2 separate regions of the Homo sapiens genome follow, and region 2 is linked to region 1. Evidence: read pairs that join two places in POLR2A ChIA-PET (ENCODE). Cell type or tissue: PC-9. All regions are shown on one strand. Links, peaks and the distances in the headings refer to the core of each region. The heading gives the core; the rest is flanking DNA.

Region 1 (13,474 bases), core at 7,621-11,620:
TTAGGGTGGGAAGAGCCCCCCAGCTGTGTGGGGAACCTGGCTAGAGGTTGCTGAACCTCTGCTTTCAAGGAGTCTTGTGACCCCGGGAGCATAGAACAATCGCGGAGGCGCTTACATCCAAAATCCATTTTCCTTCAAAAAAGTGTCCAGGTGGAGGTAAAGAAAGAGGACCCTGTATACTTTGGTAAATCTGTGATTTAGCTACAATGTAACTGGGCCTTGGGAACCCAGGGTGAGGTTTCTTATGTGACATCTCCTGGAAAAGCTCCGCTCAATTCCTGAAAAATCCCTTATCAGACACCGACAGGAAACAGGGATTTCCAGGGAAATGGATGTGGAAGGCACCTGAAGGCCATTCCAAAACTCCAAAGTTTTTATTTATTTTACTAACTTAGGTGACTTAGACATACAACTTCCTGCAAACAGTGCATTCAGCTTTGTGTTCCTAAGCAAATAAATGGAACAGAGGCCACCAAAACTAGGCCCGCTGGAAAGGGCAGAGCAGATGCCCTTACACCCATAGCCCCTGGGGGTCATGCCTGTGAGTTCTTGCATATCAGCTTGTGACAGCGTTGTGACCTGCCCCTTTGTCACCTTGCCACCACATCACCCCCCAGGGGTCTGGGCATTTCCTCGAAGCTGCTTCCAGGACAGGATCAGGAACGTGTTACTTGGGTGGGGGGCTGGGAGGGAGGCAAGGAGCTCTGGTTCTGCCCATGTCCTCCAGCCTCGAGTGTGCAACTGCTCTTCTGGGAACTTGGGTCTCCTCATCTGAAACACAGGGAATTAGAGAAGATGATTTTGTAACGCTCGAAGGCTCTGTAATCCCCAAAAACATGCTCTAAAGGGATCTCCAGTCCAGCATATCAACCCAAACAAAAGACAACGCTGTGGTTACTTGTTCAAATGCCTCTTTCTTCTTGTAAACAGTGCACTCCCAATGACAGAGGCCCTCTGCTACTCATCATCTAGGTAGCTGACAGGTGGCTGCCTGCGGTACCTGATGTTTGGACAGACAAACAAATGACCAGGTGACACCCAAGTGCGATTCTCTCTGATCGCCATCCTGTAGCCTGTCTCCTTAGCTGGGCTCCAAGCTCTTTGGGGAGCGAGGAACAGATCTGTTCTACATAGAATCTCCAATCAGAGCTGACGGTGGCTCAGGAAGCACCAGGGTGCCCAGGCTAGTTGTTGAAATATTGAAGTACTTCTGTGCAGTTGCTGAGCCTGAGAGAGCCTCTCTCCCCTCCCCCGCCACCAAGCCCAACATCTATCCGAAGGTTTCCTCTCCACCATCCAGCCACTGAAGGGTGGTGACTGATGTAGCAGGGCTGTAGGCCTCTGCTCCAGGACTGTATATGCCTGGTGCCATTCTGATTGGCCAGCGCCCTTGCCATACTGTCGTTAAATGTTGAGTGGTAGACCAGCCCAATGCAGGTGATGGGGAGGGAGAGCAGATGACTGGTAGGTGCCACCTGTCACCTGAGAATAGATATATGTAGGCCCTGCTTTCCCAATGGACTGAGAATGTTCCCAGCAAAGAAGTGGGCAGTGTGTGCTGCCTGACCCCAAGAAGACACATGCCCAGATCCCTAGCTGGACAGAACGAGGACCTCCAAGCACACCTGCAGGCAAAGGAATGGGCTGAGTCTCAGCCCCCCGGACTTACGAGCCAGGCGGCCCCACCTGTCTAAACTTGCGTTTCCTCTTCTGTACACAGGAGACAGTTAAACCTACCTTCCAGTTTGCGTGAGGACTTGTGTCTAACACGGGCTCTGATCTGTACCCACAGGTAGGGCTTTCCCTCCTGACAAAATCTTATTTTGATAAATCAGGACTTTAAAAATGACCAAGTGGTTAAGCAAGTGCATTCCGTCTGTGCAGATGCATCAAGCTGTTCGCTTACCTACACAATTCTGTATGTAGAGCAGACGATGATCCAATGCCAAAACATCAAATATATATTCTTAGGCATCAAAAGTATTATCAATAAAAGTTAAGGTGCTAAAAAAGAATGGCTGAGCAAAATCTAGAATTTGAGTCCTAGAGAAAGTTCCTGAGACAGGTCTCTTTCAATCCTGAGTTTCCTGACAGCAGGGGCTGGGAGCATATCAAAACAGTCCTTGCTAGAATTTTCCTCCTAAAGCTAAGTGTTTAACCGGTGCATTTTAGCAACAGCAGAGCTGGAAAAATATATCTGGGTAGAAGTAGCAGACAGACAGCGGTCAGCGAGCCAGGAGGTCGCAGGCCACAGGCCTTGGGCAGTCACACCTGCAGAGTAAACACTGAGTCAGACTGGGTTAATTATGCAGAGATTGATTCTGGCTTGAAAGAGGAAGGGAGAGCCGCCTCACTGCATACTCGGAGGTGGGCCTTGGCTAGGTGGATCTAACAATTGATTATTTTATTTCAGATCCAGGGAGTGTTGTGATATTGACCTTCAAGGTTCAGAGAAGAGTGTTTAGGACACACAGTGAAATAGACAGCTGCAGTCCAAGCCACAGTGGAATTTCTAGTGTCCTCTGCCCTTCTGGGGCAGGCTAGGGCGGGGTGGAGCAGGGAGACGGCTTCAGGCCTTTCTAATTTAAAAGGACAAGGACCAGGGGCTGGATGCCTTTCCGTTTCACACCCGCGGCTTCCCACTTCAGGAGTGTTCCTGTGCTTCCCACCTTGGCCTGTCTTCAGACGGGCACCTGGACGTGGGGCTTGGAGATCCAACTAGTCCCCAAGTTCACCCAAGACAGTTTGTTCCCAGGAGCTCATTTAACACTAGGCTGTTTGCAAGTCAAAGTGCGTCCCGTGCAAACAACATCCCAAGAGCACTGAGCGTGGCCAGCTGACCCACGAAGTCTATGACCCATCCCTGTACCTTGAAGTCCTGAAAGCTCTGGACCTACCACCATGTTGCCACGAGCACACACTCTAGATCTGAACTGCTCATTCGGTGGACGCTGGGAAGTGGGGACCCTGTGTCCACCAGTGTTCCTTCAGCACACAGCCACTGAGTGCCTGCTCGGGGCCAGGTCCTTATTTAGGGAAACCAGAGAGATGCCTCGTATACCTCAAAGGTCTCAGTTTAGGGCAGAATTCAGGACAGGTTCCAAATACCTACACCTGAGACCAAAAATGGTCCTATTAGGAGAGGTAGATAATGCCTGGAGAGGGGATTTCAAGGTGGGGAGGCCACATCCAAGTGGGGTGGAAGCAGGGAACTGAAGAGAAACTTGGGAGGATGGGCTGGACTTTGAAAGGCAGGGAGGGGAGGGCGTCCCAGGCCGAGGATAGGTGTGAGCAATTTCCCTTTCCCCAGGCTTTGGAAGGGGAACCGGGGAGGAAGGGCAGGCATGAGCCACGGCAAGGTAGGAACACCTAAGGGAGGCAGCAGGCGAAGCCCCCCAGCTCCTGCCCAGGCCCCTCCACTGTGCGTGGAGGGATGCAGGCGTGGCTCCGGCCCCTCTGCTCTGCATGGAGGGATGCAGGCCTGGCTCCGTGGGAAAGGTGAACTGAGGCACAGAGTCTCCTTCCCCAGCGCTGAGGACTGGGGAGTGGGTCTCCAGCAGCTCCTCACACTGCCTCCTGGCCGGGGCCTCAGAGAAGCCAGCCCAAATCCTGGCCCGGATCAGAAAAATCCCAGGTGATTAGATCCAGAGGGGATGGAGTCCCAACCTCTCCAGGCCACTCTGGAGGCCGAGGCTCTGAAGAGAAAGTGCCTGCCAAACGCTGCCCTTGGCCTAAGGAGCTTCCTGCAGCCAGGGCCTCACCTGCAAAGGGCTATGAAATCACCTGTTTTGCTTCATGATGATGAAGATTAAGTTTAAATCATATACGTCTGTGGGGGTGAAGAACAGCACCTTGAATCCCTTGCAGGTGGAGAGCGTGGAGGCGCAAAGGTTCTACTGGCTCTTCCCAGGCGCCCCCACACAAACTGGACTCCAATCCAGGAGGAAGCACGGAGGCGGCCTAACCTGGGCCCTCCTCCATCCACGGAGCTGAGGGCCCAGAGAGGGAGGGCAACTCGCCCTCCACCACACCCCGCACAGCAGCTCCCTCCTTCCCCAGGGCCCAGCCCTGACACCTCCTGTCCCTGCCGGAGCCCTGCACCTGAGGACCCAGAGCCACGCGGGACCTTCTTTCACAGCCAGGAGGCGTCGGGGAGCTTCCCAGGCTGACTCTGCTTCCCGTGCTTTCCCCACCGCCCCCGCCAGAAACTGGGGCCCAAATGGCAGCATCCCCACCCCACGGCGCCCCAGCGCTGCAAAGCGCAGCCCTTCCGTAAACGGCCTGGGGAAATGAAGTTGGTGGACTCTGCCTGTCCTCGTCCGGTGTCACCTCCTGCCGGCCTCCTCATTCTGCCAGGGCTTCTGGCTCCTCACCCGGGCACAGAGGCCCCTTCAGCAGCAGGGATGGGGGCATTCGGAGAAGGACTGGGGCCGGCTGATCCTGGCCTGACAGAGGCCTCCTCACCCACTGGCACCAGCCCTGCCCTGAAGACGTGGTCGTAGCATCGATGCAATCGGGGGGGAGCGTGGTGGGTGGGGCACAGCCTGAAGGAGGAGGTCGAGCAAACACGTGGCCTCAGCTGGGACGCAGCACTGTCTGCAGAGCCCCTCGAATCCAGCTCCACATCTGGTTCTCGGGGGCGCAGGGCTGCCCGTGCAGGATTATCGACCCTGTTTTCAGGGAACAGGAAACTGAGGCCAAGCGAGGGGTCCTGAGCCGCCCAAGGTCAGAGAGGTGGTGAGGGGGAGAGATGCAACAGGGGGGTCCCCAGAGTAAGGGCGGGCAGGGCGGATGCCTGTGCTGAGATGTGGCGCCGAGGCCTTACGAGCACCCACTGAAGGTCTGTTCAGTCACCCCAAGAATGTCTGGAGCCCGAGTATCATCTGGCAGCCACCCTGGAGAAGGAACCAAGAACGCGGGGGGAGTCGGAAAGGGGGGCCCACCGAGGGGAGAAAGGGGTCGGCGCCGCTGTTCGGGCTGGTTGCTTTCTGGGCTCCTGAGCCCGGTGCTGTCCCACCCTCCGGGAAAGTCTAAAGCAAGAGGTGCCACCGCCCTCCGTGTCCTGCAGGCTGAGGAGCAGTGACGCTATTCAGCAAGATGAGAAACACGGGCAGGAGGTAAGAACTGAGATCTCCTTCCTGTCGGCATCTGACGGGAGGAGGCATGTGAATCCCAGGAGAAAACAAAACCTAGAAAGCGGCTGAGCCAGGAGACCCCTGGGCGGTGGGCTTAGCAAGGGGCAGGGGTTACCCACAGTCCTCCCTAGCACCTCGTCCCCATCCTCTGCCTTCACACCTGGGACTCTCTTCCATGCTGGGGGAAACCTTCAGATGAATTGATTCTCGCTGAGGTTGTGCAGACCCCAGTGCACAGCCCCCAACCACAACCCCTTCCCTCCTGGCAGAGCTCGCTCTGGAGCAGCTGGAGGTCCAGCTTGATGTTTTCCCAGGACAGTCAGAAATCAGACCCAGCCAGCCCACCCCCCTGCAGGTCCACTCTTTGAATACCAGATGGCGGGGGCAGGGGAAGTCTCCTTAAAGCAAAAAGGAATAAAATTTGGAGACACAGTTTGCGGGGAACCAGAGGCCCACTCGGCTGTGGCAGCCACTGCTTGTTAGTCCTGATCTTTGTTCCCCGCTCTTCCATAGGATATTAAGCCGAGCACATAGATACTCAGAATAAAGACTGCATTTCCCAGCATCTCTTGCAGCAGATATGGCCACATGTCTAGGATCTAGTCAACAGGTAAATGCAACATTAGGGACTTTTCTTACAGGAAGTGGTCATACCCTTTCCTTCCTTCCTGGTGGCTGGAATACAGGCGTAATGGCTGGAACTGAAACAGCCATTTTTGATCATGAAGTAATCTTGGGAATTAAGCCAAGTTTAGAGAAGAAACAAGACAGAAGCATACTGTGTGTCCCTGACCCCACGGAGCTGCCACACTGGCCTAGCCCACCGACATTTTGAAAGTTTTATGGAAAAAAAATAGCTTTATAGTTTAAGTTGTTTGTTATTTGGGACAAAGTCAATATGAAATAACACACCTTTTTTTTGTTGTTTGAAGTAAACTTTTGTTAGTTTTTTAAATAATTTTTATTTGTATTTCAATAGTTTGGGGGGGTAAAGGTGGTTTTGGGTTACATGGGTAAGTTCTTTAGTGGTGATTTCTGAGATTCTGGTGCACCCATCACCCAAGCAGTGTACACTGTACCCAATATATAGTCTTTTATCCCTCATCCCCTCTCAACCTTCCCCTACCCCAGCCCCAGAGTCGATTTTATCATTCTTATGCCTTTGCATCCTCACTGCTTAGCTCCCGCTTATAAGTGAGAACATATGATGTTTGGTTTTCCTGAATCACTTCACTTAGAATAATGGTCTTCAACTCCATCCAGGCTGCTGTGAATGCCATTATTTCATTCCTTTTTATGGCTGTGTAGTATTCCATGGTGTATAAATACCTTATCCACTCATTGGTTGATGGGCACTTAGGTTGGTTCCATATCTTTGCAGTTGTGAATTGTGCTGCTCCAAATGTGTGTGCATGTGTCTTTTTCATATAATGACTTCTTTTCCTCTGGATAGATACCCAGTAGTGGGATTGCTGGATTTAATGATCGTTCTACTTTTAGTTCTTTAAGTAATCTCCATCTGTTTTCCATAGTGGTTGTACTAGTTTACTTTCCCACCAGCTGTGTGAAAGTGCTCCCTTTTCACCGCATCCATGCCAACATCTGTTGTTTTTTGATTTTTAATTATGGCCATTCTTGCAGGAGTAAGGTGATATCTCAAAGTGGTTGAAATTTGCATTTCCCTGATGATGATTAGTGATGTTGAGCATTTTTTCATATGATGGAGGCTGTTTGTATATCTTCTTTTGAGAATCGTCTATTCATGTCCTTTGTCCCCTTTTGCATGGGATTGTTTGTTTGTTTTTTTCTCGCCGATTTGTTTGAGTTCCTTGTAGATCCTGGATATTACCTTTGTCGGATGCATAGTTTGCAAGCATTTTCTCCTCCTCTGGGGTTGTCTGTTTACTGTGCTGATTATTTATCTTGCTGTGCAGAAGCTTTTTAGTTTAATTAGATCCCATTTATTTATTTACTTTTGTTGTTGTTGCATTTGCTTTTGGGTTCTTAATCATGAATTATTCGCCTAAGCCAATGTCTAGAAGAGTTTATCCAAGGTTATTAGAGGTTTTTAGAATTTTTATGGTTTCAGGCTTAGATTTAAGTCTTTAATCCATCTTGAGTTGATTTTTATATAAAGTGAGAGATGAGGATCCAGTTTCATTTTTCTACATGTGGCTTGCCAGTTTTCAAAGATCAGAGCAGAACACACCATTTTTAAAGGAACAAATCCAATCTCCTCCAAGAAACATGCCCAGAGCTCTCCAGGTCAACACAACCTTTCCCACACCTCCACGGCCATCAGAGCATTGGTCACTGGGTGCAGCAAAGCACAGTTGGAGTGCTTCTGCTTGCAGAGTTCTTTCACATGCAGTATTTTATTCATTTTCAGAACAGTCCAAAGTAGGTATTATTGTCAGCATATAATAAAGGTAGGGGCTGGGCATGGTGGCTCACGCCCATAATCCCAGCACTTTGGGAGGTCAAGGCAAGAGGATGGCTTGAGCCCAGGAGTTTGAGACCAGCCTGGGCAACACAGTGAGACTTCATCTCTACAAAAAAAATAAACAGAATTAGCCAGGTGTGGTGGCATGTATCTGTAGTCCCAGCTACACAGGAGGCTGAGATGGGAGGATTGCTTGAGCCCAGGAGGTTGGGGCTGCAGTGAACCAATTGTGCCACTGCCTGGGAGACAGAGCGAGACCCTGTCCCCCCAAATTATAATATAATAAAAAGCTAGGTACACATTGCCAAGTAACGACATGGTAGCGCGAGTGGTGACTGGTTTTCTGGTCTGGAACACTCTTCAGCTTGAATCTAAACGATGAATGCCCGGTTCCATCTCCCTTCCTGCCCTGTGAGCTGGGCGGGCTCATCTTAGGCTCAATGGGGCCTGATTCAGCTTTGATTCCTCAGGGCTGCGGGCCCCACCCACAGCAGGTGCTATGTAAATTTGTGCTGAATTGATTTGCTGTAACTGCAGCAAGGATTGATTTCTTCTAAGCTGCATTTCTTGGTTTGATATTCTCTTAAAAAGAGAAAAACTGCAAGGAAAGAAAAAAGCTGTCCTTTCAGCTGAACCCTTGGCCTGCAGGTAGCCAGGGCTTGGCAGTGTAGGAGGGATTGATCTGGAGGCCTCAGAGACTGAGCAGTGTGGGAGGGAGTGCTCTGGAGGCCTCAGAGACTGCAACAAACTGCTGAGAACCCAGAGCTGTGGCCACAGGAGGTTAAGTGTGGAAGGGACCCTGCAGCCAGGAAGAGCCTCTGAAGCTGGGGGCTCAGAGGTCCAGAGGATTCCACCAGCCCCACTCAGTGGTAGGGGAGACATGAAGAGCTTCAGGGAGGCCAAGAGAAGAGCTGGTTTCATAGCCAGGCTGTTTTGCAAATGTCACTTCATTGAATCTCACAGCATTTCTCTGGGGTTGGATGGCAGGCAACGCCATTTTTTTGATGGGGGATGGGGGATGGGGGATGGGGAACCGAAGAAGGAGAATTACAATGAATTCTTGCCTCCTAGCTATGAGAAAAAGCCACTGCCCCAGATGTACAATGCCCCGTGGGGAGACAGTGACCTGCCGAGTCTAACTCAGGAAAGAATTAGCTGTCCTCACCCCCACATTCACCCAGCGGCTCTGCACTGGTTTCAAAGGCCACCAAGTTCACGCCACACAACAGTTCTTCAAGGACCGAGGCAGACATTGCCCCTTTCGACGGAAGAGGAGCCTGAAACCCAGAGAGGGGAAGTGACTTGCCCAAGGTCACGCGGTGCCAAAGCTAGAGCCCGATGTCCCTCCTCCCACTGCCTGCAGCTCCTAGGTTGACAGTTGATCGTGTGCTTGCCAGTCTGCAAACCCCTCATGCTGCCTTTCACTGTGCCCAGAACGGGAGCCACAGTGGGGAGGAGAGGGTGGTGACAAGCTGAGCCCAAGCCAGCTATTGGAGAGTCCATGCCCCAGGAGTATCTCAGGATCACGGACTGCTAGAGCCAGAAGGACCTTGCAGAAAGTGAGGACACTGAGGCCTCAGAGGGGAGGGGACTTGCCCAAGGCCACACAGACAATGCCCTTTCTCATTGTTATGACAAAGAAACAACCAAACGGTGAGAAGGGGTGTTGTCTGCCCTTGCCCGTTTCCACACACAAGTGGAACCTGGAGTTCTGACCCCTCTTCCGCTCCTCCTGGTGACAGGGGCTCCCTCAGGAACCTGGCTTCTCTGGAGAGGCAGAGCTGTTCTTGGCTACCGAAGCACTCTCCCCTGCCCCCAGAAGTCCTTACTGTCTTTCAAGACCCCATTCAAATGCTACTTCTCTCAAGGATGACAACCCTCCCCCTGCATCCCCGCCCTGTCCCCTCCAACACCTGTGTCACCCGGCCTGCACCTCTCACGGCCCCCTCCCTGGAGTCACGTGTGGTCGCTGACTCATGACTTTGGTGCTTCCCAGGGCATAATCTCCAGGCACAGCCCATGCCCAGGCTCCCCAGGTTCCTGGGGGTATGAGAGACAGACATCAAAGGAGTTCCTGATGGAATGAGGTTAGCTGTGGCTGTGAGAAGCTGGGCTAGAGGACTCTGCAGGTGCCAAGTGCCTGTGGTCACGTGCTCTGGGCCTTGGGTGGCAGTTCCTGAGAGGGTGGCTTGTGAACAGCAGGTCTCGAAGGCTGGAGGAGTGGGCAGCTCCCGGCCAGGCCTTGGCCTAAGGGTTTTCCTGAGTTTAGGGCAAAGGTCCATGAAACAGCTGCTGGGCCAGCCTTCTGGTGACTGGAGCCACAGCCCTTTAAGAAACCTGTTAGTGGGGAACCCTTCAGGGGCTCCAAGTAAAGCCCCCCGCCCCCATTCTCTGGAGGAGAGGTGCCAAGCCAGGTCCCGTCATCCCCAGAAGGGCCTGAGAGGCTCCGGCTGGGGCGGCTGCCCTGGCATCTGCCCCAGGGGGCATGGGCTCAGCCCCAGCAGCCAGCACTCCATTCTGGTCACTGAGCCATGTAACATCCTCCCCAAACCCCACCGTCCCCTGGGTTCCCACCTGCCTACTGTTCTTGACAGATACATATGTATGTTATTTATTTATTTAATTATTTATTTTTGAGACGGAGTTTTGCTCTGTCGCCCAGGCTGGAGTGCAGTGGTACAATCTCGGCTCACTGCAACTTCTTCCTCTCAGGCTCAAGCGATTCCCCTGCCTCAGCCTCCCAAGTAGCTGGGATTACAGGCGCCCACCACCACACCCAGCTAATTTTTGTATTTTAGTAGAGACAGAGTTTCACCATGTTGGCCAGGCTGGTCTCGACTTCCTGACCTCAAGTGATCCGCCTGCCTTGGCCTCCCAAAGTGCTGGGATTACAGGCGTGAGCCACCGCGCCCGGCCTGTATGTTCTTTAAATAAAGAACAGAATAAACCCCAGCGTGAGTAATCTTCAAACTAATGAGAATCATTAAGTCAAGATGAGCATTTTCCCCTCATGTGCCTTAAGTCACTCTCCAGATGAGGGACAGCCAGCTGGCAGCTCAGCTAAAGGGACATGCAGGCTGGAGAGCAAACACCGTGGCCGGGACTGGCTCGGGCCCTGGCTTCTCAGCCCACCCTCTCAGTCGTTCTCTGCCCTCCCAATCCCGTCTAAGTGTCAGTTTTGAGGGATGTGGAAACGCGTGAAACACACCTCCATGCATATGAAAAAGAATGTTTATGACTCTTCTATTGACTTCAGCCCCTCCAAGACAGCCCTCGGGACTCCAGCAGCTGGGGGACTGGATTCCTTCCTCAAAGACAGCCCTTGGGACTTCAGCAGCTAGGGGACTGGATTCCTTCCTCAAAGACAGCCCTTGGGACTCCAGCAGCTAGGGGACTGGATTCCTTCCTCAAAGACAGCCCTCGGGACTCCAGCAGCTAGGGGACTGGATTCCTTCGATTGCCCTTCATCATGTTTCAGTGGGATTCTTGAAGCAGCCTCCTCACTCCACTGTCTCCCTACCCCCACCCTGCTGTCCTCAGAAGCCCCAGAAGCCCACGCTCCTGCAGCCAGAGGGACCATCCAAAGCTTCCATGAGATCTTCTCTCCTCTGCTTCAACCCCCGCCCCCCACCGTGGCTCCCCATCTCCTCAGGCAGTGATGCTCAGCACCCCCATGATGAAACAGCATCACCTGTGAGCTTTAAAAAGACACCCATGCTCAAGCTCCACCCAGACCCCAAAATCAGAATGCAGCGGGGGGCGGGGGGTTGGGGTACAGGGAGGCAGGCATGAACAACTTTTTAAAGCTGCCAGGTAATTCAAATATGCAGCTCAGTTTCAGAGCCATGGGTTTAAAGAGTAAGGGTGGGGAGGGGAATCTCCTTAGAGTGGAATGCTGGTGAGGAAGTAAGTCCGGGCGGAGCCAGGATTTGTAAATCATCACTCAGAGATCACTAATACTGATGCAGGCAGCTCAACAGATGCGAAAACCACTGAGTGAGAAGTTCCTGGGGAGCAGGATCTTCATACAGTCTCAGAGGAAAACCCCACAGATTAATGACAATTTACGAAGGGGAAAGGGCACCTGTACGTTAGGGAACCAAGTTCTAAAACCCAGCATCACCAGCCGTGGGGCTACGCCATGCTCCTCCCACCTGATGCAAGGGCAGGAGACGCCCCCATCCAGGTAGAATTTTTGCCTGTGACGTTCATTCTGAGTCAATGTTCTTCCTCAATCTGAAGAGTGCAGACTGTGGGCCATTCAAAAAAGAGCGGCCCAGGAGGTGGCATTTGAGGGAGGGGCTTCTTCATGGAGCTGCACGTCCTGGGGACTCGGAGGCATCTTGGGGAGGGTACTGGACCTCACAGCGTGTGGGTCAGGAGACACAGGTCAGTTTATTTAAATCTCAGAAGACAGCTCTCTGCTGACCTCAAGGTTACAACTGTTATTATTATCCCAGAGATGCCTTGTCTATCTGAAAAAGGGCCCATCTAGGGTGAGTGAGTGTTAAGGTTGTCCGCTTACAGGTCTGAGCCGGCCTGCCCATCTCTTTGAAATGAGCACAGCCTTAGGACAGGCACGGACTCTGGGCTGGGCTGCCAGACCGGCTCCTCGCCCCTCTCCGTTCCTGTCCCCACAGCCTGACCAGCCAAGTCCACAGGCACCACAGAGCTGTAAATCATGTCCTCCAACCTGCTCGTTGTCCCTGCTGCTGGCTCAGCCAAGGAAGAGGAAATGGGACCTAAATGCTTCCCAAAATCATCCGTATTCCCATCCCCATCCCTCTTCCCCCCAGATTCTGGTGCCCAGGATTTAGCAGAAAAAAATGTGCTGCCCTCCCATGCAAGTCCGCCAGCATTGGCGCCCCCCTCCCCGGCCTTTGTGCCTTAGCTCTCCTTCCTATGTGTACCGCTTCCTCTGCGTGGAAACACCATATGAATGCAATCGATATTTTTCTTACATGGGCAAGGATATCTAGGGATTCCCTGGAATGTCCAAGGACAGATGTGCAGAGACGGGAATGATGATCTAACAGAGCCCCTGTGGAGACCTGCGTAAGTGGCTCTCTCCCCAACCCAGGGAGCCTGCCCTCCCTCTCTGCTTGCATGAGGGAGAGACTGGGTCCCAGGAGATGCAGGGGTGAGGACTCCCCTCTGGAGAGCAGCAGCCTGCTCTGGCAGGGAGAGCACTGGATTGGGAGTCAGGAGCCTTGGGCTCCAGGTTGGGCTTGGCCACTGGCTCACAGAAGGACCCTGAGTGAGTCCCTTCTCTGCTCTGTTTTCTGTGCTGGCAAGGGAAGAAGGTGGAGCGGCAGGGTCATCCCTAGGTCCCCTCTGGCTGTCAATCCATGGCTCTGTGATGCTGAGCCAATCCCTTCTGGCCCCCTTGCCTCGTCCTCCCTGTGAACTCAGGGAATGCCTCAAGCAGGAAGGCACCTATCCACCCACATCAAACCAGGCCACCTTGCTCTCCCTGGAGGGCTAGGTCCCCCATGGGAGAAGCACTGACAGTTCCCGCAGATCTTTACTTTCTGGGTGGGTCAGGTGACAGGGAGGAAAGGGACCTGGAATGACATGGAAGCCCCTCTGAAGTCCCTCCTCACCCAGCTACTCCCCGACGCCTCTCAAGGGGCAGGGCAGTGGCACCCAGTCCCTGCTCCCCTCGAACAGGACTGCTTAGGCCCAGCCAGGCCTCCCCCTGGTGTCCTGCCTTCAGCCCACCCTGTCCGCTCGGCTGCTAGATCTTGTGTTACACAGGGCAGCTGCCCCCTCTTTCCTAAGCAAGGCATCTGCCTCAGTTTCCCCTACCCTTTCCGCAGTGAGCAGGACAAGCCCTGCCTCTCCCAAGGCTCAGGGAAAGGAGCCAGGCTGGGGAGATGCATTCTTCCACACCTTG
Region 2 (16,882 bases), core at 5,215-9,214, 260 kb before region 1:
ATTATTGGGAGGGACTGAAGAATCACTCTGGGTCCAGCTCCTGGGAAGGGGTTCTTGGCTCACTGCCTGCCCTAAGGCCACCTTTCCCCTGTGTAAGTTCCCCCTCTAGTCTTTTAGTCCTGGCACTTGGGTCCAGGAGCAGGAGTCCTGGCTCATCTTAGCATTTAGGGAGGCCACATCCCCTCTCTGGGGCACTGTTCCACCACTTAGAACACAAGGAAGTTGGGCTGGTCAAAGAGTATCTGTGTTAGGGAAGGGCTGTCTAGTTACATCCTCCACCTACCCTCGGTGAGAGGCACCGCTGGGCTTAGCCTGGTTTCTGACAGGAGCAGGGATGTCCCATCCCTCAAGGGTGTTCAGGTGTGTGTGGTAGGAAATTCACTGGAATGGCATTCTCTCACATTTTAGAATTCTTTCAGAGTAACACTTACCCCATACATCTACTTCCCCCTCCCACACTTACCACCCCCAATGAAAACACAAAGCCAGTTTGCCCGCGATACATGATGTGCTGTGCCCAGCCGACTCCGAGGGAATGAGCCTGCTGCCAAGCTCCGTGCAGGCTTGCCTTGCGGGGAGAGCTGCCGGCTCATTAAATGCCTTCATCTGTGAGCCCATGAGTGCACACTCTGCGTGCCAAGGTGCAACGTGAGTCTAATGAAAGAATTATTAATGTGCACACCTCAAATGCAAATAGAATAAGGCCCCCACAAAAACACTCTCAGAAGTTAACCGGAATGCTTATGCACTGCCAGTAGAGGGGTGGCTCACCCTTTTTCTTGCCAGCCCATTCTGAATCTGGGCATTTCTCCTGGGAAGTTCTTCCTCAGATGGAGTGGAGGTCAGTCTTCCCGTGACTCTGACTTCAGGGGCCAGGTTACCTTGTGGCAAGCCCAAAGCCCTGCTCTTTCTCGTCTCCCAAATCCTGCTCTTTCATGCTCTTCTCTGACACTTCCTGTTAGTCACTTCTTGGAGTTCCTGGCTGGGTCGTCTCTGAAGGGCGTTCCTTGGCTCTGTCGCATCGTCTGCTCTGCAGTCTTTGGCTTGCCAGTACTGACCTCCTTAGGTCAATAGGACATTTAGTGTGTGCTGGGCAGTAGGGCAGAGGAGGGATAAAGGATGAGTCACACAAGCCCTATGGGGGCTCACAGTCCAAGGAAGGAGAGAACATCCACCTGCAGATAAGTGCACAATGCTAGGTGCCTGAAAAGAGGCACAGAGGGGGCTCTAGAAATTGCAGGTGGGAATTCAGAGTCCTGTCCAGCTCAGTGGTGTTGGGAGAGAGGGAAGGGGATGGGAATGGGATGTTAGAAAAGATGTCTGGGAGAAGGTGGCTTTGAATTGGATCAAGTAGGATATACAGGATTTGGTCAGGCAAAGATGTGGAATAATCTAGAGAACAGTGAGCGGGAAGATGAAAAAGGCAGGCAGATACATGAGACTGTGAAGAGGTCAGTTTGGCAGATGCAAAGTACACAGGGTGTGGTTGGGGTTAGAGAGAGTTGACGCTGGGGAGACAGGTGGTTCCCATTATGAACAGACTTGAGTGTCATTTTATGGACTTTAGATTTGGGAGATGCCTATTGTCTGTCTCACTAGATCTAGTCTCCACTCCACAGTGGTAGACTGTTTGCAAACCCATCCTTAGTTATTCCCCTCCTGGACCCATGCCCCCTTGTGCTGTAACTTTGACTGCTCTCCCACTCTGATTCTGAGCTCTGACATGTAACTTGCTTGGTCAATGGGATGTCAGCAGTTGTCTCTGCATAAGCAGAGACTTGAAAAATGATTGCGCACTGGTGTTTGTCCTCTCTTGCTGCTCCTGGAATCCTGCTGCCACATGAATGAGCATGCTGAAGGCTAAGAGGCTATGTGGATGGAGAAGCACTGAAGCTCCCCGTCTGGCACTCAGCCGACCATAGATGCCTGAGTGAGTGCTAGCAGAGGTCAGTGGGGCCTGGCCCAGAGCAGAGGAACTGCCCAGCTGAGCTCAGCCCAAATTGCCAAGCTGCAGAATTGTGAGCTAAAAAATGGTTGTTGTTTTAACATTCTAAATGTTGGGGTCGTTTATTATGCAGCAAAAACCAACTGCCATAGGTATAATCCCAGATTCAAAGGATCCAGGTTTAGAGGTCCTGGGATATGGTGGAACATATTTTGCATGTGGGAGGAATGTGAGCAACTGTGGCTGCAGCACAGACTATAGGTTGAAAACTAGCCACTAGCCGCATATTATTCCCCTCCTCTCAAGTGATAGAATCTATTTTTCTTTTTCTTTTTTTTTTCTTTCCTTTTTTTTTTTTTATTTGAGATGGAGTCATGCTCTATTGCCCAGGCTGGAGTGCAGTGGTGTGATCTCAGCTCACTACAACCTCTGCCTCCTGGGTTCAAGTGATTCTCCTGCCTTAGCCTCCTGAATAGCTGGGATCACAGGCATCTGCCACCATGCCCAGCTACTTTTTGTATTTGTAGTAGAGATGGGGTTTCACCATGTTGGCCAGGCTGGTCTTGAACTCCTGACCTCAGGTGATTGCCCCATCTCAGCCTCCCAAAGTGCTGGGATTACAAGCATGAGCCACCATGTCCAGCCAGAATCTGTGTTTCTAACCCTTGATTTGGTGATGACCATGTGACTTATTTCATCCAAGTGGACAGAAGCAAGTGTGATGTAGGCAGAAGTATGAAAAGTGGTTGTACTTTGGGGCTTGCCTGCTTGCTATTCTTGAAACTGTTTGGCTGCTTTGTAAACAAGTCCAGACTAGCACTCTGGAGAGTGAGAGATCCATGTCAAGAGAGGCCCCTATCTTTCTAACCATCTCCAATAAAGCCATTCTAAAGTGACTGGTCCTAGATAACTCGCCAATCAACTGCAGACACATGAGTGAGCCCAGCTGGGATAGCCAAGATCAGCCTACAGCAGACGAGAAGAACTGTCCAGTTGAGCCCAGCTTTAATTGCTGAATTGCTAGACTGAAAAACCAAGGGCTAAATCAATGGTTATTGTCTTAAGGCACTACATTTTGGAGTGGTTTGTAAAAGAACCCATGCTTCCTGCTCTGTAGCCAGGAGGCTGTCCTGTACAGGTTGCATCAGTGGGTTCCCATGCTCTTTGCCTTTGGCCAGCAAGAAGATATTGAGACCGAGGCATTTGTTTCCCTGATTCTTATCCTGCTGGACTGTGGTTTGGCCACAGCCTCTGTCAATGGCTCTGTCCACAGCTCACTTTCAGGGTGCTAGCAATCACTCCTTTCCACGTCTATTCAGGTCCCTGGTGCTGCCAGCTCTGGGGTTCTTCAACATTCCTCAACACTCCCACACCTTTGTCTCTGCTCCGTTACCCCATTTGCATGGCCACCTGTGTCCCGAAAAGACCCTCACTGACTACTTTGTTCTGTGCACAATGAGCAGCTGAAGATTGTCCAGTAAATAGAAACATCCGGTTTAGGAAGAGTGAAACAGAGCTCCTGCTCTAACGGGTCCTGCTGTGGGCACCCCACAAATGCTGCCTTGGCTTGGGCATTTGGAAAGTCATGCTGGAGAATGAGGCTGCCAAGGAGCAACTTTTCCCAGCTGGCTCTCAGGAGCCATCTGGATCTTTGCTTTCTGCAGGGAGTAGTCATCACCCCCTTTCCTGCCAATTCCCCTAAGTTAAAGAATAAAAAATGAGCCCTTCCAGTGCCCCTGGCACCCTTCCTCTCCTTGACAGGATTTTTCTTGAGCACTTTTAGTCAAGCATTAGGCAGCGCATTAAGCAAATCAGGAAGTCAGTTTGGCTCCAGGACATTTGTTCAAAGGACCACAGCCTTGACCCATCTTTTCCACACAATCACCCATGCAGTTAGGACCCTCCAGTGACAGAACTCCCACCAGTGTCTGCCTCTGTGCAAGGCCTCATATGGTTAATAATAGTAATAATTAATGGTGGTGGTGGTGATGATGATGATGATGATAAATGGCAAGGCAAACTGAGAATCTGCCTCTTCCACCACCATGGCTATTACCTTTGACGGAGATGAATTTGGACCTCTGTGTCAAGTTCATACGGGAAGTTTGTAATGGAAGTCAGAGCTGGAATGAGGAAGCGTTAGTAGGGGTGATATATGTTTCTCATCTAGAAGGGTAGCACTTGGAAGGACATGTATCTCCTCAGTGGTGAGAAGTGTTTGATTCTAGCTACTTCAGGGCAGAATCAACCACACACAGCCCAGCTTGGAAGCCCTTTCCACCATTTTTCTCCACTGGCCCAGACACAGGATTAGCTGACCCCTCCCTTTGAGGGAGCCGCAGGTACTCAGAGTTGCTCTTCCTCTCTTGGTGGAGCAGTTAGAGCCACTTGGGGATGGAAGGCACTGACACTGCACATGTGAGGCTGTCCAATGGACAAGACACACTGTGGGACTTGGGAGACTGAGACTTGATTTTTTCCTGAAGAGATAAAGGACAGAATCCAGGTAGGGAAGAAGGGGATTTGGTAACATTTGAAGGGATGTTGAGAGGTTCATGTCTGCATTCACCTTTTGGGCAGGACAATTCTTTATTATGTGGTACCACCTTGTACATTCTAGGGTGGATTGTGTTCCTGATCTCAGTCCACTAAAGGCCAGTAGAGTCTCCCAGTCATTGTGACCATTAGAAATGGCTTATTCCTCTTCCAAGCACTCCTAGGATGGGCTGGAAGGACAATACCGTGCCTGGTTGAGAAACACTGGAGGGAGAGGGCTGCGGGAAGGGAGAAAGAAAGCAGAGAGCTAGGGAAGAAGGGAGATACGTGTGGGAAAGTTGGATCGCTAGTTTCCAAAGGCCTGGGGTACCCTCTCCTGAGAACTCTCACTCCCTTCTTTGACTCTGTGTGGCACATGACAGTGACAATGACCCCTGAGTACAGAAATACTTAAACCTTCAGTGGAGACTAGAGAAGATGAGGCAGTGAAGCAGGCGAGGCAGCATTTGGAACAGATAAGGGAAGTCTCCCTGATCAGTGATGGCCAGTGGCCTCCATTACCATGGGTTCCTGGGTGCCGAGGATCATCTATCTGAAGGCAAAGTCCTGAGTAGATTGAAGATAAGGTTCATCTCCTCAGTTTCCCCTAGCTCAGAAGACACAGTCTGAGGGGCAGAGGAAAGGAAGGACCTGGCCCCTGGGTTACAAGTTAAATTAACTCAGACTGATTCCTGCTGGTCCTGCCAGAAATGTTCTTCCGCCAGGTCTTGCATGGCTGGCTCCTTCTCTTAATTCAGGTCTTTGCTAAACTAGATCTCTCCTCCTTACTCCTCAAACCTCTATCCTTTATCCTAGTTTCTTTTCTTTTCTTTTCTTTTCTTTTCTTTTCTTTTCTTTTCTTTTGAGATGGAGTTTTGCTCTGTTGCCCAGGCTGGAGTGCAGTGGCATGATCTGGGCTCACTGCAACCTCTGCCTCCCGGGTTAAAGCGATTCTCCCACTTCAGCCTCCTGAGTAACTGGGACCATAGGCATCCACCACGCCTGGCTAATTTTTGTGTTTTTAGTAGAGAGGAAGTTTCACTGCCCATTTAGGTCCCCAGTGCTGCCAGCTCTGGGGTTCTTCAACATTCCTCAACCCTCCCACACCTTTGTCTCTGCTCCATTACCCCATTTGCATGGCCACCTGTGTCCTGAAAAGACCTTCACCGACTACTTTGTTCTGTGCACAATGAGCAGCTGAAGACTGTTTAGTAAACAGAAACATCCGGTTTAGGAAGAGTGAAACAGAGCTCCTGCTCTAAGGGGTCCTTCTGTGGGTGCCCACAAATGCTGCCTTGGCTTGGGCACTTGGAAAGTCACGCTTTCCAGTGATCAGCCTCCCAAATTGTTGGGGTTACAGGCATGAGCCACCACGCCCAGCCTCTAGTTTATTTTTTTCAAAGTACTTGTTAGTATCTTATGTTAGATTTTAAAAATTCATTTATTTACCTTTTATATAATTCTGCCCATCAGGGCAGTGGCTTGGTCTGTCACATTCACTTCTGGCATGTAATATGTGCTCAACGAATGAATAAGTGAATGGATTACTCAGTATGTGCCAGGTGCTGTGCTAAGTAATTTGCGTCCATTGTCTCATGAAAGTCTCAAGGATTCTTTAAGGTAAGTATTATATCATCTCCATGTTTTGCAGAAACCAAGACTTAGTGAGTTTAAGTAACCCCCCCAAGGTCATATAGCTATTCATTAAGTGGTGCAATAGGATTTGATTGACTCAAGTGCCCACAGTCTTGTAGGAAAACAAATACAAAGATATAAATCATTGTACTATAGGGAAGCAAATTCTAAATGTCCCAAGAGAAGAGCTGGATGCAGGACTATGGCAATTTAGGAGGGGACAAGTATTTTCAGTTGAAAGTGGGAATGAATTGGAGGAGGAGGTTAAATTTGAGCTGAGCCCTGGAGGATAGTATGATGGCTAATTTCCTGTGTCAGTTGGCTAGGTTATGGTGTCTAGTTATTTGGTCAAAATTAAATCAGCAGACTTTGAGTAAAGATAATCCTCCATAATGTGGATGAGCCTCATTCAATCAGTTGAGGGCCTTAAGGGAAATGTCTGATATTCCCTGACAAAAAAGGAACTTTGCCTCTAGAGTACCTTTGGACTCAAACTGCAACACCAACTCTTTCCTAGGTCTTCAGCCTACTGTCCTTCCCTGTAGGTTTTGGACTAGCCAGTCCCCAAAATCACATGAGTCAGTTCTTCAAAATAAATCTCTCTCTCTCTCTCTTTCTCTGTATAGATATATATGCATACACACATCCTACTGGTTCTGTTGCTGTGGAGAACCCTGACTAACACAGATGGACATTTAGGTGTTTAGGTGTGTGGAATTGGGGCAGGGAAAAGAACTGTGAGCAGGAGCTGGAGAGGCGTGGACGGAGCTGTAGTGATCTGGAGGCTCTGGAGCAGAAGATCACCATAGGGAGGGAAGTGGTGGGGTGGAGACCGCCCTGGACAGGAAGCTGGGGCCAGCATGTGGAGGGCAGGGAACGCCAGAATAAGGGTTTTAGGAACTCTCATTGTCTTAGGAAGTAGAAGATCCTTGAGTGACAAGGGTAAGACAACAGGGTCCACTCCCCATCAAAGGCCTCCGATGCTTCTCTTTCAGCAGGAAATCAACATTCAAGGGGAGACCCAATGAAGAAGATAGTGCCAGAACTTAATGGAGGCAGCCCAAGAGGAACGTGTACCTGGGGAAGTCAAGAGCTATTTCTTGGACATTTGTGCCTCTATTCCAAACTCTTCTCTCAGAGTAGATGACAACTCAGGAAGGAGCCAGAGATCTTCCTCAGTTGACTTGTTCAGAAATATGATTTGGGATTCAGTCTGGCCCGAAGCCATGCTTCCAGCCTCATCTCCACTGTGCACTTTCCATGGCGTTCTGTCTTGGTCCACTTGGCTTGTGTAGCTGCCTGGCCTGGGTTGTCCTCCCCACCCTTGTCTGCTTGGTGGCACTTGGCCCTGTTCTAATTGCTTCTGCTCGGGCAGCTTCTCTCCTCCCTCCTCTGTGCTCTGAGCACACTGGACAGATTCCTGTTAGAGCTGTCACTGTCTTCCTGCTGTCTGCCCACTGACCTTGGAGCTCCAGGAGGACAGGAGCCTTATCTTACCCCATGACATGGCCTATGCCCAGCCTGGTGCCAACGTGGTCTGGAGGTATCTGTAGGCTGAATGAAATTCTTCCCTCTGGGATGCCCTTTAAAGTTGTTTTCTTTCTGGAACCTGGGGCAGTGACTGGAATGGTTGGAATGTGGCCTTGGTTTGCCATTGGGTGTTTTGTTCCTCCGAGCATTGGCTGGACTCTCTGGTGATTTCTGGTCTTGAAGGACTTCCTGTTTTAAATGTCTGTGGGGTTGTGGTTCCCGAGCTGCTGCACTGTCTCCCATAACCTTTCTCTCTATCCTGGCCTGGTCTCTCTTCCACACCAGAACTTTCCTCTAGATCAATGGTCCAGGACCATCAGAACCAGTGAACCACACTCCTGACCATTCTCCAAATAGTCATTTGGCCAAATACGAGGTACGTGGCAGCTCTTTCTTTTCTGGACCCCACTTCACCTCTGAGCAGCTTCCTTCTCCCAGGAGCTGAAGCTCCCCCACGATGTCTCAATGCCAGGCAGATGCGCTTGACCTTCTGCCTCTTGGGGCCCTCACCAAGCTAAGGGATTTTAAATCATTCAACTAATGTATTACAGTGGGAAAGACACCCCACTAAGGGGCTCCACTAAATATCCTTTCCAGTTGATAAGATCATTTTTTTTTAATCCAGCTACAAACTCTTGAGTTTTAAACCCCATGAGTTATTTACCATACGCTTGTATCCCCTACAGTGATTTTTAAAGTGCCATGGCTGTTTCTCCACTGGCTGTGGAGTGAGCTGATGTTACTGCAGGTTGAGGTTGAGCCACTTTGCTTCACCGACAGTTCCAGGAGTCCTTTTGGGCACTGACTGTGGGTCCAGTCCTGAGCTGAGTGCACAGAGGACGGGGGAGGTTGAGGGAGTCAACACAACTCCGAGGTGTCCTTGTTCTCCAGGGGCTCTAGGTTCTGACCTGCACCCAGCCACAAGCTGACTTGAGTCAAAAAGTCACAAAGTGTGACTTGGGGTTTCCTATCCCAGGATCTTGGCCAGAGCTTCATTTGGAAGCCCCAGAGACCTGGACCAGACTTGCAGGTAGACATTCACCAATGCGTGATTTGAGGGCTGCTCAAAGGGACCTCCCCACTTCCCACATGGAGCACTCTCGGGATTAGCCATCACCGGAAACTCCTTTCCCGCAGGACAGAGCCCAGACAACTCATTCTGTCTTCAAAAGCCACCACTGTCTGGCACCAACCCACTTTTCCAAACTCCACCTCCTGCGACTTCAGCCACATGGAACAAGCATGGACTGATGTTCTCTATACCTTTCCAACTCCAGCTCTTGGCTTCTGCTCTTTTCTCTGCCAATGAGGCTGTGCTGTCTATTACTGAGTAACAATATTACCATATACTTAGCACCTTTAAACAATACACACTTATTATCTCATAATTTCTGTGGGTCAAGAATTCAGGTGTGGCTTAGCTGGGTCCTCTGAAAGGCTGCAATGAAGATGTCAGCCAGGACTGTGGTCTCAATCCAAGCTTCAGCTAGAGAAGGATCTGCTTCCCAACTTCGCATATGTTGGTAAGATTCAGGCTCTTGCAAGTGATCGGACCAAGGCCCCCAGTTTGTTGTTGGCTGTTGGCTGGAGGCTGCCCTCAGTTTCTAGCTGGTTGTGGGCAGTTGCCTTGAGTTCCTTGCCACATGAGCCTCCTCAACATGAATGCTTGCTTCTTCAAAGCTGGTGAGAGAGAGGCTCTTCTAATAAGATGGACTGTACAAGCTCACATTATGTAATCACAGAAGCAACAGCTGTCACCTTTGTTATACTTTATTGCTTAGCATCAAGTCACAATTCCTGCTGATACTCAAAAGGTAGGGATTACATCAGGGCGTGGGCACCAAGAGGTGGGGATCATGGGGCCACTTTAGCCTCTGTCTCCACCCATCTCCTTCTCCCAACCTCCCTGTCCACTCTAGAAACAGCAACCTAGTAAAATTCATGAAAGCTTCCCTTAGTCACCTCAACCACAGGGCTTTGCTTACATCGTTCTTTAGTACTTCATTCATTTATTCAACAAAATACATATTGAGCATCTGCCGTATGCCTGGAGCTAGAGGTAGTATAGTATAATGGTTAAGGCTTCAAGTTCTGGAATCAGAGTCTCTTGTTCCAAATCCTGGGTCTCCACTTCATGCTGGGTCTCAATAAACTCATCTCTAAATAACACTAGGAGATTTGTAAGTTTGAAGGTTAATTTTATGTGTCAACTTTCCTGGGTCATGGGGTGCCCAGGTATGGGGTCATACATTATTGTGGGTATTTTTGTAACATTTAATGTTAATCTCATCCAAAATTAATAATAAGGTGAGTGGGCTTTATCCAGTAAGTTGAAGTCCTGTGTGGAACAAAAGTCTGACCCTCCCCCTAGTAAGAGAGAATTCTTCCTATTTGGTGGCCTTTATCAGAACTTCCTGGTTCTATGGCAGCTGTCATCCTTCTGACTTGAACCGGAACATCAGCTCTGCAGATTTTGGACTTGCCAGTCTCCATAACTGTATAAGTCAATTCCTTATACTAAATCTCTTTTTATATATCCCCTATTGGTTCTGTTTTTCTGGAGAACTTGACTCATACAGTTAGGCTAAATGAAATCACACATGTAGAAAACAGCATGGAGCTGGGCTCCTAGTAAGAAATCAATGAAGATTAAATTTTATTTTAGGGGCTGGAGAACCAGTAATGATTCAGTGGGCTGTTGTCCAGCCTTCATGGAGCCCATGCAGCCTTTCTCATGAGTGATTGCGTGTGTGCCGTACCTCCCCAGCAGGGCTCCAGGGACGTGTCTGAGAGCAGATCACACTGTTTGTCTTCTCTGTCACCTGCCTTGCCCCTAGCTTGGGTCTGGAACACTCAGGGCTTCAGTGACTGGGCGCAGGATGGATGCCCTCCAACCCAACACCCCTTGGCAGTATGCCATCGGCAACAGGGCAAATCTACTTGATGCCAGTCCTCACGCCCCCTCCGTGCAGCCAGCCACGCTGGTTTTCCAGCTTCCACATTTGTCATGTAGTGTGCTCAGATGCTCCGTTCTTCCTCTTCATTCTGTGGATGAGAAATTATGGCCAACCAAGAGTTCTGCCTTCCTCCTTCCGTGCTTGCTGCTTGATGAAAGTGGGTTGCTAGTGTGTCATGTGGATACATTTCTCAGTCTGAGAACACAGGGAGTGGTGCTGAGAGTGAGTGGGCAGAGGGTGAAGGGTGGTGCCTGGGAGGGGAGAGCTAGAGCCTCTGAAACCACATGGTGGACATTTGCCTTTGATTGTTTGCTTGCCCGGAATCTGACCTGTGCTCTCCTACGTTGTGAGAATCCTCACTGTGTGCGTCTTACTGGGAGGCAGGGCTCTGTCATACACAGTGAAAGCCAGAGGCCCAGACTGCCCTTTCTCTAAGTGCTGGCATCCAGGGCCTGGGCACTAAGGCAGATTTGGTTTTAGGCTGCTGGCTTGGGTTAGTTTAGGATAACTCTGGTTATTTCGGGTTATTGCAGAAGTCCTAGACAGATTGGAGAGATCAGCCCATCAAGTATATGCTGATCTGGGGTTCATAGAGAATCCAAAACAGTATACTCTCTGCAGTCAACATTTTCTCAGCTCAGACTTTGCTTCCCAACATCCTTTTATTTCTTTTTTGTAGGGAAGCTGAGGGAGAGGGTAAAACTGCAATTAGCTGCCTGCCCTTACTGTCTGGGCCTGTACCCAGCTCATCGGGACTGTGTTCGCAGTGTTCACATGGTAAACGTGTCACCAGGGGCAAACTGCAGCCTCAAAGGCAGGGAGTGGGATAGGAAAACTGGGCTATAAATAAGTCAGAAAAGCAGCTTTTTGAAAAAGGAGTGGCTACTTACAAAACTTAGGATTCTCGAACTGGAAAGAACCTTGGAAATTTAGAAATGGAATCAGAGTTGGAATCTACCTCAGGAGTTTAGGCCAATTATGCGAATTCCTTTCTTTTTGGAGTGATTGGCTGAGGCGTGGGAATATGACTTCACCCTAGCCAATGAGATGGAAAGGGGAGCCTGGGAGGACATCTGGGAATGTTTCCTTCATTCATAAAAAAAAATACCAAATACTTGCTTTTTCCTATATCTGAGTGCGTTTGTATGAGGGAATGTCACCTGCAGCCGTGGGTGCCATCTTGGACCAGGAAGGGGAACCCAAGAAAATCCCAGATAAGCTAACCCGGAACTCACCCAATTTAAAGACTCACCTTCAAGCAGACTTCAAAATCCCGATACAATACATTCCTTGACTTTGTCTGACTCCTTCCTGGACACCCCTAAGACTCAGTGGAAGTAGCACTCTCCCTTGCTGAGGTAAGAATAAATACAGTTGTTTCTTATCAACAGGTTGCTTTGGTGATTTTTGGGGAGCCAGCATTAGACACCAGCAAACAATAGGAAAAATTAGTGGGATGTTGTCCAGGCTTCATGGAGCTCATGCAGCCTTTCTCATGAGTGATTACGTGTGTGCTTTACCTCCCCAGAGGGACTCCCTCGTCTCCCTCATTTACTCTGGCTTGTAGGGGAAGATCATGCTCCAGCCCTTTGAGTTGCCATGTGTCTTCCTTCCACAGTTTCCAAGGGGCCTCCGGGGGCCTGTCTCCTTTCACACTCTCTTGTCTTCTTGCAACTTGGACTTTTCTCCCTGGAGCTGGAGAAAGGAGAAGCCATAGAATTGCCTGACCTGCCCACCCCCCACCCTTCCCACCCTTCCCCACCCTCGTTCATGTGATACCGTTTCTTTTACTCAAATGCTTTTTTTCTCTCTCCCAATACACAGATGATGGAATATAGGAATACCGGTAGACACATAGGCAGAGATTGCTTTTTCATCCCAGGAGGCTCAGCATTTTCCCACTCAGTTATTGAGCTTTTACAAGCCGCTGTTCAGGATGGTCAGACTCAGTTTTTTAGCACACCAGTAATTGCTTCTTTCTTTTTTCTTGGGGAAATTTTAGGCCACACTTTCTGTAGCAGCCCATGCTCCAATTGGACTAGCTGTGGAACAATTAGTTTCATAAATGAATGTGTCTGGAAAATGGATTCCAAAGTCCTCTGTCTGGTGTGTGACCTTGAGCTGTGTGATCTTGGACGAGTCCCTTTTTTTTTTTTTTTTTTTTGTGAGCCCAGGTTCCTCCTCTGTCAAAGAGAGAGTTGGGCTAGATGATCTCCGAGGGCTCTATGGCTCCTTGAGATCCTGCAGTTCATTGATTCTATGCCTCAAGGGGAAAGCATTTAGAGGGAAATGATTTGTTTTTAATTATAGAAACAAAACACGCTTCTTATTGTAAAAATTAGAACAAGTCAAAAGTATGCAAAACCTAACACATTGGTGTTCCTTCTTTGCTCCATAAATTCCCCTAGAGAGAGTCTTTTGGGGGCAGTATTTGCCAAGAGCACTCAGTGCCTGCTTTTTGATGATGTTGACACCAATGACTTCCAATTCACTGAGATAACTAAGGGCTGTTTTGAGAAGCAACTGTTTGTGTTCTTATCGTTTCCCTTTCCTTTGGAGGAAAATTGCAGAAGTTTTTTTGTGTTGTTTAAGGGTTGCAAAGCTCTGCTGCCTGTGACCACGCCTATGTCTTTGTCAGAAAATAGGACACATAATCCTGGCCTTAGCCCAAGACTCAGATTTGTGAGGTGCGTGTCTTCAGGAGGGCCTGTGACCAGGGTGCTGACTGTCCCACAGAGCCATGGGCTGGACACGCAGGTCCAGAGATTAGGTCCTAGCACAACAATATTGATCTCAGCACTTTAGTCTTCCTATAAACATGAACATTACCTTGTTATGTGTGTCTAAAGTTTTAATCAATTGCAGTTGGACTCTGTAGCAGAGAACTGAGAAAATACCAAGTGTTGGAGAACAACAATGAAAAGCACTTTTATTACCTGCCATTCTGGGGAAGCAGCCCATTAGGGAGACATAGATCAAGGGCATTGGCTACCAAAGTTCTCAGCCACATGCTTAATCCCTTAGATTACAGCTCATAGCTGCCTCAATGAGGGTCAGACCCGAGGAAGGAAGATAAATAGAATCCAGTGTGGCCCCAGGAAATTTGGGCAGGGCCATGCAGATGTGGGTGTGAGGTGAGGCTCAGTGTTGAGGAAGGGGTCGGGCGGGGAGAGTTGTATTCAAGGAAGGGGGATGTATTAAACTGTTTCTCCTCACCAGAGAGCAGAGGGAAGGAAGAGAGTAGAAGGCTGATGGGGCATTCTAAGGGTTAGATAGGGAAACTGATGGAGTGACAGTTGGCTGAACCTGGCCCATGGTGGAGAGCAGGCCAAGCCACACAGCCAGCCCCTGCCTCGATCCTTGAAGGCCCTGGAGAAGCTCACTGGGGTTAAAGAAGCAGGGGGCAAGGCCAGGCGCCATGGCTCACGCCTGTAATCCTAACACTTTGGGAGGCCGACGTGGGCGGATCACAAGGTCAAGAGATCGAGACCAGCCTGGCCAACATGGTGAAACCCCATCTCTACTAAAAATACAAAAATTAGCTAGACATGGTAGCGCATGACTGTAGTCCCAGCTACTCAGGAGGCTGAGGCAGGAGAATCGCTTGAACCCGGGAGACGGAGGTTGCAGTGAACCGAGATGGCACCATTGCACTCCAGCCTGGCAACAGAGCAAAACTCCATCTCAAAAAAAAAAAAAAAAAAAAGAAGCAGGGGGCAAAAAGTACAAGATGTTAAAAGACTGTGCCATAATACTACTAACTCATTCATTCAGTTACTCAGTCATTCATTTGTCTACCCAACAAATGTTTATTAAGCCCTTTCTATATGCCAGATGCTGTGCTAGGCCCTGGGGATATAATGGTAATAAGACAGCTGTGTCTCCTGCTCTTATGAAGGCTGCAGTCTAGTGGAGGAGATTGCGGTTGAATTAATTCCAAGGTGAAAGGCCAGGCAGAGGGGCGGCAGTAGAGAGGGTGGGGGCCTGGGGGCCTGGGCAGGGTCAGAGAGTGACCAGTACTGCAAGCAAGAGGGCAGAGGGAGTAGGTGCTTGTGAGGTGTAAACAGTATGAGGTGGCCTTGGGAAGGTTGTGGGGCAATCCTAGGGAGGCATGGTGGTCCTAGGGCAGGGCTGCAGCTTCTGGAAGAGTCTGACAGGTGTACCCTGCCAGAACTGGTCCTGGATTGGACCTGTGGGAATGGAGAGGGAGGGGTGATGATGATTGACCTCTGGGTTATGGCTTGGGGGTCTCACAGGATGTTAAGATGGGAGGTGGGGATGGGGTGAGGGTGGGGAGGAGTGGCACAGAGATGCTGCCCTAGTCACAGCTCCAGGTTGCACAGTCCCATGGCCCCGATTCCAAAATTGGAGGCGCTTCAGGTTGAAAGCACCTCCTCTCTGCAAAGCCCCAGGGAGACAAGAGGCTAGCAGTCTCTCTGCTCTTCCTGAGGATTAATTCATTCTGAATGTTTTCTTCTCAAGAATGAATTGAGATAACCAAAATTAGGAATTGGAATTTGAAAGGGGAGACTTCAGGGCACTTCCTTAAAAGGAAGGGAAGGTGAAGTGGATGGAAGATACCAGGAGTGACAGGGAGTGGGACAGTGCAAAGAATTTGAACAACCTCTAGGAAAATCTATTTTTTCTATGATCTCACCTGGCACTGGATATTCTCTGTGCTGTTTCCTCACCTGTAAAATGGAGGCAGCAATGTCATCTCACAGGACTGTGGTGAGAATTAAATCATAACCCCAAGCCCTTGAAGTACAGCATGGACTTAGTAAATGTTAGCACCCATCCTTCATGCTTGGCCTCCACCAGCCCCTGTGGAATAAAGGATATTATGAATTGCCCTGGCTCACCTTGGGGACCAAGAGAGAGAAGTATGCGGAAGTCCTTGGCAACCTGCACACACAGGTATACTTATCATTGAGATGATGGCGATTAATGACAACAATTTTCGTGAAATGTCACCCGAAGGGCCAGTAGGCTTGTAAGTAGCAGGGACAGCTGAGATCCCCATAGCAACTGTCTTCCCTATGCAACAAATACGGGTGGGAAACAGTGCAACTGTCTAGAGAGAGCTTGGGCGGTGGTCAGAAGGACTTGGAATTGAATCTTGACTCTGCCACCATGAGCTGCGTGACCTTATGAAACTACTTAATGTCTCTGTGTCTTATTTCTTCATCTGAACAACATAGATAATGCCATCTAGCTCACAGGCTGTCACCAGCAAGAGACCTAGTATGTAGAACTTCCAGTGCACAGCAGGCAGAATAGCATCGTGTAGGGTCCAGGTTAAGGAGTGACTTAAGTTCATGGGGCCTCAGGGTCCTCAGCTGTGAAATGTGGATGTTAATAGTAGCTACTTCCTAGAGTTTGTTGATTAAACACATCATGTAAGGAAAGCACATAGAACAATGCCCAACAGTCATTGTTAGTTATCAAAGTAGGTGCTCCAGATGGCTCTTCCCTCATCGCAGGCCTCTTCTGACTCCCACCTGCGACATTTACCCATGGGAAGGAGGCTCCTTTAGTACAGGAGTTTCCTGGAATCCAGAGAGGGTTTTTGTCCCATCTCATGGTCCCTGTAGGGAGCAGTATGAAAATTGTTAGAGAGGTAAGGCTGAACTCAGAATCTTCTGGTAGCCTTGACAAAGCCAGTGGTGCTTTTATGAATCTTAGGCCTTTCCCTCCTGTAGGTGGAAGGGATATTAGCCCGGGTTCTCTAGAGAAACAGAACCAACAGGGTGTGTATATATACATCTGAGAGAGAGAGAGAAAGAGAGAGAGAAAGTGGCGTAGGCTGGCAGGCTGGAGATCCAGGAAAGAGTCTGAGTCCAAAGGCAGCCTGCTGGGAGAATTCCTTCTTGCTCAAGGGAGGTTAGTTTTTGTTCTATTCAAACCTCCAGCTCATTAGATGAGGCCCACCCATGTTATGGAGGGTAATTTACTCAAGGTCCGCTGATTTAAATGTTAATCTCATCACAAAAACACCTTCACAGAAACACCCAGAATAATATTTGACCAAATATCCGGGCACTATGGCCCAGCCAAATTGACACATAAAATTAGCTATTGCATCTTCCTCACACTTCTTTTTTTTTCTTTAATTAAAAAAATTGAAGTTGATGCATGGTATTTGTATCTATTTGTGGGGTATACAGGCAATTTTGTTACATGCGTACTATGTGTAATGGGCAAGTCAGGGTATTTAGGATATCTCCATCACCTCAAGTATTTATCATTTCTATGTGTTGGAAAATTTCAAATCCTCTCT

Evidence for each region. ChIA-PET counts read pairs that join two places held together with the same protein. Peaks named below come from ENCODE experiments on the same cell type or tissue, not always from the same donor. Only the 100,000 strongest peaks of a DNase experiment are listed, where the experiment ranks them.
Region 2: POLR2A ChIA-PET joins it to region 1 with 6 read pairs; 2 of 35 experiments call an interaction of 5 or more read pairs at or near these places.

What each region holds. Positions count from the first base shown.
Region 1 is chr3:195,031,349-195,044,822 of GRCh38, forward strand. No RefSeq gene overlaps it. Among named protein-coding and RNA genes, the nearest start is that of XXYLT1-AS1, 57 kb to the right of the region's middle. RefSeq lists enhancers at 1-45, 46-1,044. In PC-9, for the core only: no CTCF peak of the experiment used is centred there; a DNase peak (open chromatin) is centred at 9,653; H3K27ac peaks cover 558 bases.
Region 2 is chr3:194,772,349-194,789,230 of GRCh38, forward strand. It overlaps LINC01968 (long intergenic non-protein coding RNA 1968), which reads left to right. Exons shown (of 4, transcript NR_037891.1): 4 at 7,114-9,820. The region is part of intron 3 of LOC105374292 (a long non-coding RNA gene); the gene reads left to right. Among named protein-coding and RNA genes, the nearest start is that of LINC01972, 12 kb to the left of the region's middle. RefSeq lists an enhancer at 10,285-11,484. In PC-9, for the core only: no CTCF peak of the experiment used is centred there; a DNase peak (open chromatin) is centred at 7,693.